Linked DNA regions of Mus musculus: region 1 is linked to region 2. Evidence: chromatin contacts called from ENCODE POLR2A ChIA-PET data. All regions are on one chromosome and are shown on one strand. The core of a region is the stretch at or near the end of the contact, and the rest is flanking DNA. Distances in the headings are between cores, read along the strand shown. Region 1 holds the start of Rnf7 (ring finger protein 7). Region 2 overlaps Gm39409 (a long non-coding RNA gene).

Region 1 (7,202 bases), core at 1,519-4,018, 97 kb before region 2:
GGGTGGGTAGGGAGACACGGTGACCCAGGCAGCAGGTGAGGCTCAGAGAAATAGAGTGGAAAGTTCAGCTGATGCTGGAAACTTTCAACGGAAGAATGAGTAGAGTATTACCTCTGAATGGGATGGAAGGCAGAGAGGGACAAAGGTAAATGTGGGTTGTGATGACATTGAAGGGAAACTTGTAGGAAGGGAAGCTGAATTTTGCAAGAAAGGCAATGACACCTCCAAATACCAAGTTGGGGCCACTGTGGGATACTGACAAAGACTGGTTGCCCTCCAAGCAAACATGACTGTCATGTGCAGCTTTGAGAAGAGGTGCAGGTACAGGAGGCTGTTTCAACAGAGTGGTGAAATAGCCGACTCCAACTGAGTCCAGAAGAGAGTCTGGGCTAGCCTGAGTCACAGGGAGAGAGCCGAGCTGGCTCAGAGGCTAAGAGCACTGGCTGTTCATCCAGAGGACCCTGGTTCAATGCCCAGCACCCACACGGCAGCTCATTATAGTCTGTAATTCCCGTTCTAGGGCTTCTGATACCCTCATGAAGACACACACATCTGCAGGCAAAACACCAAAGGACCATCCTGAGTTCATTCCTGCCTTTGCTTTGAGGGATAGTGATCTAGATGTATAAGCCAAACAGTTTTCTCCCTCAGGGGCTTTGGAACGCTGCCTTTATCATAGAAACAGAAAGAAAACTAACGCCCTCCCTCCTCTTCTTAAACCTCCTCTTCCTTTATTCACCAGGTGTACAAACTCCAAGCCCAGGCTGCCTTTTGTCTCTTCTGTGAATTCTAACTTCTACAAATTAAAGCCTGCCATTTTTCTGACTAACCTCGGCTGTGTAGTTCACAGGCTGCCGCCAAGGACTGAATTTAAGAAGCCCCGGAGAGCTTTTCCTCTTCAGCCACAGGGAAGATTATTTTCATAAAGATGAATGGCAGGAAGGAATGAGGAGTGGAGAAATAAACAGTGGAAACTCAATCGCGATGGGAATAAGGTCTTTCCTGAAGGGCTCAAACGTGTTTGTGTTAAAGGGAAGTCTCTAAAACAAAACCAAGCATCTCTCTCCCAGTGTTCTCAACAAAGGAATAAAGACTCTCCCGCAGAGGAAGTGACCACAGAAACGCCATCTTGTGCCATCTTGTCCCGACTCCCTGTGCATTGGCTTAGGCACTTCTCAGTCCTCTCCTCACCCACCTCCATGCCCACATCTACCCTCCCAGCACATTTGGGACTTCTGTGGCCTGGACCATGGTCCCGATGTATAAACCAAAATAATTAATGTAAACTAAAATAACTGAAGAAGGCACAAGTCAAAAGTAACTTTCATGTTACGTCTGGAAAAAAAAATCACCATGTTCTGTCAGAAATGAACGTTTCAAGATTGTTCTGTCATCTGACTTTCATGTGAGTTGTGGTCTTTGTGGGGTTTGCCTTTAGAAACACCGTATCCCTGAGCTGCGACACCAAGAGACTCTGAGGCATGCGCCGGAATTTGGTCCTGCACGAATAAAGGACTCGTACTTTTTTGTTTGTTTTTGTTTTTCGAGACAAGGCTTCTCTGTGTAGCCTTGGTTGCCCGAAACTTGATTTGTAGACCAGGCTGGCCTTATAACTCACAAGGATCCACCTGCTGCTGTCTCCCAAGTGCTCAGAGTAAGGTGTGCACGGCCACTGCCCCATATACTTCTAATTGGCTTAACCGGTAAGGATGGACACCACCACCCCCGTTGGTAAGAGTAGCCTGAAGGATGGCGGTGGACGTGAGCTGAGCACGAGGCAGGAACATTTGTTTTGCTTTTTCATCCAAGCTTTCCTTCAATGCTGGCCAAGTGATCTGAGACAAAGCCTGGTGGGAGGGACCTAACCACAGTCCCAGGGGCCCACTGCCTGGCCCTTCCCTGGCTGGCTCACTCTGCTTTCTCCCCAGCACACATTTGCTTAAGCATTGCGTTCTTGCCCTTCTGCTTACCTATTCTCTGTCACCTGAGAACAATAACAAACAAACAAACAAACAAACAAATGTAGTGTCTGGAGGGATGACTCAGTGGTTAAAACCATGGTCTGTTCTTCCAAACGACCGGGGTTCAATCCTCAGCACCTCCATGGCAGATCACAACTGTCTGTAACTCCAGGTCCTTTCCAAGGAATCTGACACCTCACAGCAATGCACATAAAATAAAGTTTAAAAAAACATATATTTTGTTTGTTTGCTTGCTTGCTTGCTTGCTTGCTTGTTGCGAGACAGGGTTTCTCTGTATAGCCCTGGCTGTCCTGGAACGCACTTTGTAACCAGGCTGGCCTTGAACTCAGAAATCCGCCTGCCTCTGCCTCCCGAGTGCTGGGATTAAAGGTGTGAGCTACCACGCCCGGCTGCCGAAAAACCAAAAATAAATAAATAAATAAATAAATAAATAAATAAATAAATAAATAAATAAATGAATCTGAATTCAAGGCCAACCATTTTGTAAGATACGGAGGTTACAGTGATGAGAATTCTGTCCCTACTCTTGATAGTTTTACATTTGGGAGAAAGGAGACAAATGAAGACAGGGACGATGTGATTTCTGAGACTCCCCCGAGTTTAATACAATGTAACTCCAGACAATGCTCGCTTACTGACCCGGGCCTGCCCTACAGCAACTGGCCTTTGGCCACTTTAGCAAGCGCTGGGGTTCTCTGTACAGGCCTTGCCCAGCCCCTCGTGACGTCACTGGCGCGCGCCATCCAATCATCGCCGTCTGGCTCCGCCCGCCCGCCCGTGCCTGCGGGAGGCTCCGTGGCGTGTGTTGTGGCCCCGCTGAGCCACCGTACCTCCCGCCTCCGCGCCCAACGTCCGCGTCGCCGTTCTGCGCCGCCGCCATGGCCGACGTGGAGGACGGCGAGGAACCCTGCGTCCTTTCTTCGCACTCCGGGAGCGCAGGCTCCAAGTCGGGAGGCGACAAGATGTTCTCTCTCAAGAAGTGGAACGCGGTAGCCATGTGGAGCTGGGACGTTGAGTGCGATACCTGTGCCATCTGCAGGGTCCAGGTGATGGGTAAGCGATGCAGGCGAAGCCGGGACCGCGAGCTGGGCCGAGCCGGCGAGTGCTGGGCCGGGCCGGGCCGCCAGACACGGGATGGTTCCTATGGGGGCGGGGGGGAGGGGGCGTGACCGGGATACCCGAGGGGAACCTCCGGCCCTGCGGCCAGCAAATCTCCCAGCGGATCCCTCGCGTAGATCTGAGGGTTGGGATGTTCGTCTTTGAGATGCTCTCACGTTCCTCAGGATTAGAGCTTGCCCATTTAGCCGAGGTTGGCTTAGAACCCAGGAGGGCGCACCTCCCAAAAACTGGAAATTGCGAGCCTGCGCCACTATACGGATTCTGTCTCATAACCGAAATGAGGCTCAGTGACCGGAGAGATGTTTCCACAGTTAAGAGCACAAGCTTGTTCTTAACAGAGAACCCGGGTTCGATTTTCCACACCCACATGGCAACTCACCACCCTCTAACTCCTGTTCCAATAACTCCAGCACCCCATTATGGCCCTTGAGGGCATTAGGCACATTTGGTATGCAAACCCAGATGCAGGTAGCATAAACATAAAATTTTAGATTACTGTGAGGTTGCTTTACAGGGCGACTGGGGAGTAGTTGAAATAGATTTCTGCAGTTTGAAAATGTGCGCGTTTCTTGGCTTTGAGACTTTAAACGTAGCATCAAGAGATTCCACAGTCTATTCTTTGTCTTTGGACTTGCTTCATCAGGGCTCCCAAACTTTACTTTTTACATTTAATTGTAGACCCAGACACTAGTTTCTATGTAGAATCTGATTTGACTAAAACACTAAAATCCAGCTGTTCCACCCCTCATCCTTGCTTAGGAGCTGGGCAGTGATTTCCATTTTAGGGTTGAGTGTGGTTGCGAATGTCTGAAATGCCAGCACTCGGGAGGCTGAGGCATGGGGGCAGAGGCAGCACAAGCTTTGCTTAGAAATTTTATTCTGGCCAGGTGTGGTGATATCTTTAAACTTAGTACTCGAGAAGCAAAGATAAACAGATCTCTGTGCGCCTTAGGCCAGCCTGGTCTACACAACCAAGGCTAAGTAGTGGGACCCCATCTTAAAAACAAATAATGAATAAATCTTTTTTGTTTGTTTTGGTTTTTTCGAGACAGGGTTTCTCTGTGTAGCCCTGGCTGTCCTGGAACTCACTTTGTAGACCAGGCTGGCCTCCAACTCAGAAATCCACCTGCCTCTGCCTCCCGAGTGCTGAAATTAAAGGGGTCCACCACCACGCCCGCTTTTTTTTTTTAAATCATCATCATCATTATTTTATTACCCTGTTGTTAATGGTGCATTCTTTAATCCCAGCACTTGGGAGCCATAGGCAGGTGGGTCTCTTGAGTTCCATGACAACCTGATCTAACAGCAAATTCCAGGATAGCCAGTACTACACAAGAAACCCTGTCTTTAAAAACAACAAAATTTACTTAGAGTTGTGGTGGGGGCGGACACATAGAAGAACTCTGTGTGTGTGTGTGTGTGTGTGTGTGTGTGTGTGTGTGTGTGTGTGTGTGAGTGTGAGTGTGACATAGAAGAAGAGTATTGGGAGTTGCTTCTTTTCTCCTGCCATGTGGGTCCCAAGGCTTAAACTCATGCAAGCACTTTAATTTTTGAGCAGTCTATCTGGCCAGAGATTGGCTTTTTGTTTGTTTGTTTTTCGAGACAGGGTTTCTCTGTGTAGACCAGGCTGGCCTCGAACTCAGAAATCCACCTGCCTCTGCCTCCCAGGCACTGGGATTAAAGGCGTACACCACCACACCCGGCTGAGATTGGCTTTTAAATATATATAGTTAAGTTTGTTTGTTTGTTTATTCTGGGCGTGGTGGCACACACCTTTTAATCCCGCACTTGGGAGGCAGAAGATGGATCTCTGATTTCAAGGCCAACTTGGTCTACTTAATGATCTCTAAGACGGCCATCCAGGTTTATGTAGAGAGCCTGTCTCAACCTACCCCACCCCTAACATTGTTAAATTTTAGTTTAATGAATGCACATGTATGGAGGGTATGGACATATGTGTTTAAGAGCCCGTGGATCCCTCTGGAGCTGGGGTTATGGCAGTTGTGAGCTCCCTGGGCCGGGCACTGGGACTAAACTTGACATCCTGTTTGAGAGTTCTTACACTGAGCCATCTCTCAGGCCCTGACTTTTCATAATCTTAAAGTTATTTATTTGCCTTCTTTTTTTTTTTATAGTTTTTTTTTTTTTTTAAGATTTATTTATTTATTATATGTAAGTACATTGTAGCTGTCTTCAGACACTCCAGAAGAGGGCATCAGATCTTGTTACAGATGGTTGTGAGCCACCATGTGGTTGCTGGGATTTGAACTCCGGACCTTCGGAAGAGCAGTCGGGTGCTCTTACCCACTGAGCCATCTCACCAGCCCCTTATTTGCCTTCTTATTCCAAAGTTGGCCTGTCACCCAGTTGCAGTGTGGGTAATCTCTCCCTTGGGTTCCACCTATACCCTGTACAGCCAGAGTAGAGTGCCTGCTTGTGATAACTTAGAGATTTCACAATGGCTGTTTGGAGCTTTGGTTTCCTACTTATTAAAAAGGTGGCGGCCAGAGCTAGAGCAGCCGCAGGTGTCATCAGCACACCGGGTGGTTTGCTTGCCTCCCTTCTCCATTTCCTAGTGAGCTCCATGGGGGACAGCCTTGGCTGTTTTGTCATCCCAAGGCTTAAATCCTAGAAGAGTGGGTGTTTAGTAACTATGGATAAAGCCCAAGGAGGCAGTTTTATATCTATATAGAAGAGGCCAGGATGGCTGTGGGGTTTTTGTTTGAAGGTAATAGTGTGTGGAAAGAAACAAATGCCTGGGCTTGAGCCAGAGTAAGGAGAGGAAGCAGCCCCACAGTTGCTATTTTTACAGAATTCTTTTTTATTTTTTCCTTTTGGACAAATCACTCGTTAGCAACACAGTGGAGAGGTGCGGGGAGACTAGTTCTGGGGCTAGAGAGATGGCTCAGAGGTTAAGAGCACCGGCTGTTCTTCCAAAGGACCCAGGTTCAATTTCCTAACATCCACATGGCAGCTCACAGCTCTCTGTAATTCCAGTTCCAGGGGATCTGACACCCTCACACAGACACACATGCAGTCAGAACACCAATGTGCGTAAAGAACGTAAAGGGAAGGAGTTGTCCTGATCTCAGAGCAGGCCTACTGCCTCAGCCTCCTTAGCTCACTGATGGGGACCATGAATCACCACACTCATATTTTCTTCTCCAGCCTCTTTTTCTCTTTCTGGGTCTGGAGCGATGACTCTGTGTTAAGGGCATATACAGCTCTTGCAGAGGACCTGGAATCAAAACCTACCACCAATGTGAGCAACTCACAAACTGCCTAAGCTCTAGCTCCAGGGGTCCCGAGCACCTCTGACCTGCAAGGGCACCTGCATGCACATGTACAGAACCACATTGAGACCCATAACATAATTAAAAACAAAAGCCTTTTCTGTTGATTTGAGCTAATTTGGACTACTAATAGAGTTAAAGAATGAATTTATTTCATTGGCTCCTCAAGCATAGTACTGATTGAATTTTATAAACTGCTGAATTTAGAGATTTAGAACTTAGGTTCCCGTTCTTAGTATTTACTCCTAAGTAATTTGTTCAAGTACTTTGTCAGTGCTGAGTGACTGCATTGAGGACTAGGGGTTCGAGTCATCCTAGGCTATCTAGTTTGAGGCCAGCCTGTGCAACATGAAACCCAGTCTCAAAAACAAAGGAAAGGAATTTTGCTTATGAAAACAACTAGAAAAAGCCTTTAACTTTCAAGTAGAGTCACATAGCTTAAAAATGAAGGGAGTATATGTGGAAACGTCATTACTGAACAGGGCTGGGGCATGTGCCTGTGATTCCCAAACTTTGAAGAAGGTAGAGGCAGGATTTTAAGGTTGATCGTCCAAGTGTGGCAGTTCAGGTTAGTGGATAACTGGGCTATATGAGGCCCGATCTCAAAAACAAGATCTTTAGTAGTTCCTGTAGTATTCTTCTAGATCCTGTGTGTATATAATCAAATAATCAATATACCGTTATGGCTTACTTATAGTGGTATCTTGAAAGTAAATACCCCTGACTTTGATCCATGTGTGTGAGCAAGCTGTTGTCTTGCAATAACCTTTTTGGCATCTCTGTCTCGGGTGACTTCTTCTAGTGCAGT
Region 2 (7,258 bases), core at 4,593-7,092:
AGAAAGACCTGTAGACAGGAAGGTTGGGGGTGTGGTCAGTGGGTCTGTACTTTTCCAGTGCACTCAAGACCTGGTTTCATCTCCAATACCCCTCCCCACCCCAAAACAGAGAAACACACATACGTGTGTTTAAGGCTCTGTAAGAAGTGTGCAATAAAAGTTACTTCTTACATTTCATTTATTTATTTATTGGTAGACACGTGCCAAGTTTGCGTGTGGACAAAGGACAACCTATGGGCGTGAGTTCTCTTCTTTCACCATGGGGGACCCAGAGATCAAACTGGATCACCAGCACCTTTACCTGCCAAACCATCTTACTGGACCTAAGTGAGTTCTTATTCAATAGATCTTAGGCAAGCTGCCACCCTCACTGCTGCGTATATCATGTGGAATGCGGGCCGAAGGGATAGCCATGTCTGGAACATGCTGGTGTGGAGCGGAAGGGAAATGGAAGATGATTAGATCTGGGGAGAAGGCTTGATCAATAAAGTTCCTGCTATGTGAGCATGAAGACCTGAGTTCAGGTCCCCAGGACTCATTTGCAGGCGTGGCTGAATGTGTCAGTGTGTTGGTCACCCTGGCTCTGAGCAGGAGAGTGAGAAACTGTTTTCAAAAAGTCAGCACCGTGTGCTCAGGGTCACACTCAGCCTGTGCTGAGACCCTGTCTCAAAATTTTTTTTTAATTTTAATTTTTAGTAATTATCTCATTTATTTTGAGACAGGGTTTCTCTCTGTAGTCCCGGCTATCCTGGAACTTTCTATGTTTCTATTTCTATTGAACTCAGAGATCTGCCTACCTCTAAGTGCTGGGATTTAAGGTGCCTGCCACTACACCCAGCTTTTTAAAATTTTTAAGGTGGAGAGCTGTCACAAAAGTCCCCTAACATCTCCTTCTGCCACCCACATGTGCACAGGCAAACCCCTTCATTTTGTCCTTCAAAAGGCAATGAAAGATAATGGAGCCCCACTTTATTTTTTTAGGGTTTTACTGGTTAAAGCCAGGCACACGGTGAAGTCTAGCATCGGTGAAGTAAAGAAGTGTAAGCTTCCCACAGGGAGGGGCAGTAGAATTATCTGGAAATCAACGACAAGCAGAACAAAGCATCCCAAACTCAGACATAGCAACATTGTTTATTAGGGAGAAAATTGCAATGTTAAATCCAGATGTTGGAAAGCAGCGAAGACTAAAAAGTAAATGAACTTGGCTTTAACCCCTGGACCCGGAATAGCAAACAGGAGAAGGAAGGAATTAATAGAGCAAAATAGATAATATCAAACAGAAAACCCAAAGCAGAAGGTCTAGGTTGTGTGTTCTGATAAGATCAGAATGTAGAAAGCCTTTGGCAACTATAAGCCAGAAAGAAAAAAGGCACACTGGCATGCCAAACAAAAACAGCATGCCAAGATATCCAGCCCCTTGAGATACTGTGCCCCCCGTATTTATCCCAGTGAACTTAAAGTTTTGGATCACCAAGAAAAATATAAACTACCAAAAAGGATTCAGGAAAGGCTGAATTTACCAGCAAGAAACAAATAATCCAAAATGTATCTTCAAAGAAAGGAATTCCTTCCCCCCACCCCCACCCTGGTTGGGGGGGATGGGGGGAGGTAGCGTGCCTGTAATCCAACTGCTCCGGAGGTGAAGGGGAGCGGGTCAGAAGTCTAAGATCATCTTTGTTTACAAAGTGAGATCAAGACCAAGCGGGGCTTTGATAAGATACTCAAGTTTCACCACTGTTTAAGGAAGGCATGGACCTCATCTGATAGGAAATGTCTCTTAGTGAGGGATTGTCTCATTACTGAATGTCTCATTAGTGAGAGATGGAACGCTCCTTAAGGGTAGGAATAGCTCTTACCTCAAGCTGCCACAGGACCAGGAGCTGTCAGTGCGCTGAAAGTAATCAGCAAAATCCAGCTAGGCAGTTGCCTTTGCGAGGGCTTCCTGTAGCTTTCCTGGTCATTTCCTCTCTGTCCCCTCACGTAAATTTGCCTTTTACATGCTGGTGACCCTCATAGGCGGAGTCTCGCCCCTGGGTACCTTTCATACCAGGAAGGGAAGAGATTTCTCCATAACAGTTACAGACGCTTTGCTGGCACATTCTATCTGTCCGTACTTTAGCATTTGCTTGCCTTGCTAGACATCACACACCTGAGCCGTATGCTATATGAAAATTTTCTCCATCAAAGAAACTAGCCCATCACTCCTGTATTCAGTTCTCAAGTTCTCACTCTGCCATGGGCAGAATGCTAACACATCCTCCCCCCCCCCCTTTTTTTTAGAGGGTCTCACTATGAGGCTCTCTGCTGGCCTTGAACTCACAGAGATCTGCCTGCGTCTCTACCTCCCAAGTGCTGAGTATAAAGTCATGCGCCACCATGCCGAGCTTGCAAATAGATTTCTCTTTTCTTTTCTTTTTAAAACTAGAACACAACATGAACGGCCTCTAGCCCAGCTCCCAGCAGAGTCGTTGTTCTGCATATGAAACCTCTGGAGTCCAACCTTAACCTGGACTGTCAAACACTTCTCTCTGCCTTCTTGTCTTCCAAGTTCCTATCGGAATGGCCCGTTAAGCTTGATTTTTAGCACTTTGGGGCTTTTTTATTTTATGTATGTGCATACACTGTAGCTGTCTTCAGACACACCAGAAGAGGGCATCAGATCCCATTACGGATGGTTGTGAGCCACCATGTGGTTGCTGGGAATTGAACTCAGGACCTCTGGAAGAGCAGTCAGTGCTCTTAACCACTGAGCCATCTCTCCAGCCCACTTTAGGGGCTTTTGTTGCGCATGACTGGAAACTCTTGTACCCCACACAGACCCCAACACCAGCCTAATAACCACATGATCAGGTTTACTGCAGCAACGGCCCAACTTCTCAGCAACGGTAATTTGTATTAACTGTCTGGTTGCCAGAAGAAAATTCATGACAGAAGCCGTCTACAGGACAGAGTGTTTAGCCTGGCTCACAGTTTGAGCAGGCAGTTCCTGGTGGGAGCCGTGGCTGAAGGAGTTTGAGGCAGCTAGTCACACGGTGTCTCCTCATGCAGCGAGAGCAGCCAGCAGTTCTGGCTGGTTCACTTTCTCCTTTTCGGTCTGAATAGGGCTCCAGCCCATGGGACGGTGCCTCCCATGGTTAAAGTGGTACGACATCAACACACTTCATCTATTTAGTTTCTCACAGGCATGCCAGCTTTTGCTTGCAGTGATTCTAGATCTTATCGGGTTGACCCGTCAACATTAAACATCAGTTAACCGTGCAGATGTGGAGTTTTCTGCTTACTAAACATTTCAAAGTGACGCTTAAGTAATCACTTGCTACATGCCCCAAGTGAAGAGATTAGTGCTGAAATGCCTTTTGGGGGTGGGTGGGTGGATGGGAGCCGCTAAGTGGCTCCAGGCCCAGGAAGTATGGCGTGTGAGGAGGTGATGACAAATCTATTTAATAAACCAGAGAAAACAGCCACCTTCCTGGGGAACTGGGAGGGCATTATAATCCCTGGGGATTTAGAAACTAAGCCAGGGTGAGCCAAAGATTGGGAAATGAAGCAGGCGCTTACTTGCTCGGAATCTTGAAGTCAAGGTCAGAAATAATGAGACGCAAAAGTCGCCATCCCTAGAGTTGTGTGGAGTTGGAGGCAGTAGGACTGAGCCTGGGGGGTAAGCAATAGAGTTCAGTTAAGAGCCAGAAACGGTCCCAAGACAAGTTCATTACCCGAGATACACTGACTGCTTTTCTTTCCAATCAATCTGAATTGCGGTCAGAAAAGGCTGGCAAGATACGCCAAGAGACGAAGTCAGCTCTGGAGAACACGCCTGCCCTCCCAGCACGAAGAATTGGAGGCAGGAAGACCCGGAGCTCCAGGTCACCCTTGGCTACATAGTGAGCGTTAGGTCAGCCTGGGCTCCATGAGATATGAAAAAGAGAAAAGAAGGGAGAGAGAGAGAGACACTTGACTTCCTGAGGTAGGAGGGACTGATCCTTGGAAGAACTTAAGAAGAGGCTAAGTCTTGGGTCTGGTGGGTACACCCACTGGCCAGCCTCCCGTTTAAATCCAGAAATCAAAAGGCACTCGCTTTAGAAAGCTGGTTCATCAGGGAAATCCAGAGTGTCTGAGGATATCACCTAGCCAGCCCTTCTCCCAAAGACTAGGCTAGTAGATGAGCCCCAAAGGCTGGTGAGCACAGAGGGTACAGGGGCATCAGATGCAGAAAGACCTTCCGAGAGATGGGCTGGAAGCCTCTTACTGGAGATCAGCCCTGTTTGTAAACGGAGGAACATAGAAGGAAGTTAATCTTGGCTGGCACTCCGTTCTCAAGAGACCGCATCCCTAAAGGCCAGAACCATCAGAAGTGGTCAGCTCCTGGGAAAAGCCCTGCAGTGTGCACATGGCCCAAGGCCAAGCTGGGGGTTTGGATTTCCTCTAGGCAGATTTACATTTGCCTTAGAAATAGTCAGGGGACTAGAGAGATGGCTCAGAGGTTAAGGACACTGGCTGGGCTTTCAAGGGACAGAGGTTCAGTTCCCAGCATTCCACATGGCAGCTCACAACCATCTGCAACTCCAGTTCCTAAGGGTCCAAAGCTCTCTCTCCTATCATTGTGGGCAATGCATGGACTTGGTATACAGATGCATATTCAGGCAAACCCCCATACACATAAGATAATAAAAGACCTGCGGTGACAAGCCATAAAATGCTTGGTTTTTTTTTTTGTTTTTTTTTTTTTTGTTTGTTTGTTTTTTGTTTTTTTTAAGCATGAGGACCTGAGTTTGATTCCCGGAAGCCCACATTAAACAGTTAGGTTGGTGTTGGTCTCAGGACCTCCGAAAGCTGTGATATCACAATAGGCGGGACCCGGAGACCTGTTGCCAAGGCAACAGTCACCATATTCCCAGAATCCACTTGGCTCACCTCCCACATTTACCGGTGTTACATCATCACCCATAAATAAAGGCCCCTCTGATCTCTTTCTCTCTCTTCCCCCTTCTCTTTCTACCTCCAACTTGCCTCTCTCTCTCCCAATAAACCTCTTACACGTGGAACTGCTTTAGCCTGGTGTGCTGTTTAGATGCAAGCCTCTATTCTAACACATCAGTTGGTATTGGGTGCTTGCAATCCCAGTGCTCAGGAGACAGAGACAGACAGGTCCCTGGGGCTCATGCCCTCCAGTGTAGCCTCATTGGCAAGTACCAGGTCAATGAGAGACCCTGTCTTAAAAACAAGGTGAGCAACTTATGAGCAACGGGTCCTTAGGTTGTCCCTCTGGCTTTCACACATACTACACACACATACACACCACAAGCACACACACACAAAATAATTAGACTTTTCTCCTAGGTGGCCATTTTCTCCCTCCACATCATCTAAAGGATTTCTGAGACAACGTTTATCACAGACCAGATGGTCTAACCTTGGTAGGAATCACAAGAGAGTTTTCTTCCCAGCGTTTTGCCAGCCTGCTATTGTATTCCGGCTTGTCTTTCATTCTGTTACACTTATTCCCAACTTTGCTTCAGGTGTGTGGTCCCTAAATGACATTAGAGCAGAGGCCAAAGCCTGCAGTGGGTTTCTCATCGGACACCAAGGAAAGGAAAACATACGAGGATCCACAGATACAGCGAGCTAAGACAGATACCGGGCACAGGCACGCACAGGCACGGGCTCTCCCCTCTTCACAGCTGTGAGGCAACTACTTGGGCCTTTCAGAATGCTGTTAAACAGGCCAGGCACCGTCCAGGCGTGGTTTCAGAAGAGCGGCTCTTGCCTTCTCTGTGTTTTCCCACAGGGAGCCTGAGGAGAGATCTTAGTCATCCCTTATCGCCTGGCAGCTTCCTGCTCAGGCAGCGGCAATGTCCAACATGTATGAGTAACTCTTGTGCCTTGTTTTATTTAACACACGCAGTAGATTTAGCTTGCTTTCTTTTCTCGAGCAAGGTCTTACTATTAAGTTCTGGCTGCTGTGGAACTCACCGTGTAGCCCAGGCTTCGCCTTAACCTCACCGAGTTCCACTTGGAACTCTGCCTGCCAAATGCTGAGATTAAAAGCGTGGACAACACTAAGTTGAACCTTAGTTTTCTGATCTAACTCCAAGCGGGGCTCAGTGGACCAGGGTGGGAATGGGGGATGGAGACCCCTAAATCCACCTGCTAAGTAATGTAACCACTTTATTACTCAATCCAAAAGTGATTTCTCCCAAGAAGTAGAATGTGGGAGCTTTCCTTGGTGGTTCAAAACACAGTGCTGTTTCAAGTATCAATGTCAAAGTACAATATCATCAATACTTTGCATCCAGAAAAGATTTGTCCCTTCACCTTCTTTTCAAGTGTTGGGAACCGAATACAAGCCTTGCATAGATTAGGCAGGCACTCTACCCTCAAGCTACACCGCCACTCGCAGGAAGAATCTAAGAGGGCTTAAGTTGTGAAAGGCATTCACAGTGGTTCTAAACCTGAGGGTGGCCTCCCTTTTGGGAGGTTAAACAATCCTTTCACAAGAGTCACCGAAGGCCATCGAAAAACACGGATATTTACATTACGATTCAAAACCGTAGCAAAATGACAAAATGACAGTTATGAAGTAGCAATGAAATAATTTTATGGCTGGGGGTCAGCACAACATGAGGAACTGTATTAAAGGGGCACAGCATAGGAAGGGCGAGAGCCCCTGCTGTAGAGGAGTCCAACAGCGAATGATGCACTAGGACGAGCCTGGTGTGGTATGTGGGTGCTGGCGGGTTGCTTCTTTTCCTTTCCCCCAAGAGCTGAAGATGTGGGGAGCCAGCCTAAAAATAAGGCCATTCCTGGAAGTCTAGTTTCCCTAGTCTCTTTCATGACACTGCCCCTCTTTTTTTTTTTTTTTTTTTTTTTTTTAATTGGTTTTTGAGACAGGGTTTCTCTGTGTAGCCCTGGCTGTCCTGGAACTCACTCTGTAGACCAGGCTGGCCTCGAACTCAGAAATCCACCTGCCTCTGCCTCCCAAGTGCTGGGATTAAAGATGTGCACCACCACTGCCCAGCCTAAGGTCCACTTCTTGCTGCTTACTCTCACACAGAAATGAGTGATCTCAAGGCAGAGACCGGAGAGAGACTCAGGAGTTCAGTGCTTTGCCTAACATGTCTGAGGCCCTGGGTTTGAGCCTGAGGTAGAGGGATAGCTTCGAGACATTGTATGTTGTGAGACTTAAAGAAAAGGTTGCCTTAATGGGTCTGCAAATACGCAAGTGACTCTGGGTTCAAGTGCTGCTCTCTCTCTCTCTCTC

Evidence for each region. ChIA-PET counts read pairs that join two places held with the same protein, here RNA polymerase II (POLR2A).
Region 1: POLR2A ChIA-PET joins it to region 2 with 13 read pairs in Patski. The contact joins the promoter of Rnf7 here to the enhancer-like site in region 2. POLR2A ChIA-PET finds 5 or more read pairs at or near these places in 2 of 5 experiments (Patski and embryonic stem cell).

What each region holds. Positions count from the first base shown.
Region 1 is chr9:96,474,241-96,481,442 of GRCm38, reverse strand. It overlaps Rnf7 (ring finger protein 7), which reads left to right and starts at 2,768. Exons shown (of 3, transcript NM_011279.3): 1 at 2,768-3,035. The coding sequence starts at 2,861.
Region 2 is chr9:96,380,100-96,387,357 of GRCm38, reverse strand. Gm39409 (a long non-coding RNA gene) reads left to right here. Exons shown (of 5, transcript XR_871040.2): 3 at 197-327. Gm40550 (a long non-coding RNA gene) reads right to left here and starts at 1,943. Exons shown (of 3, transcript XR_871039.3): 1 at 1,857-1,943. Within about 2 kb of position 5,842, at least 1 of the 3 ENCODE cell types and tissues checked has a DNase peak (open chromatin) inside an H3K27ac peak, as active enhancers do.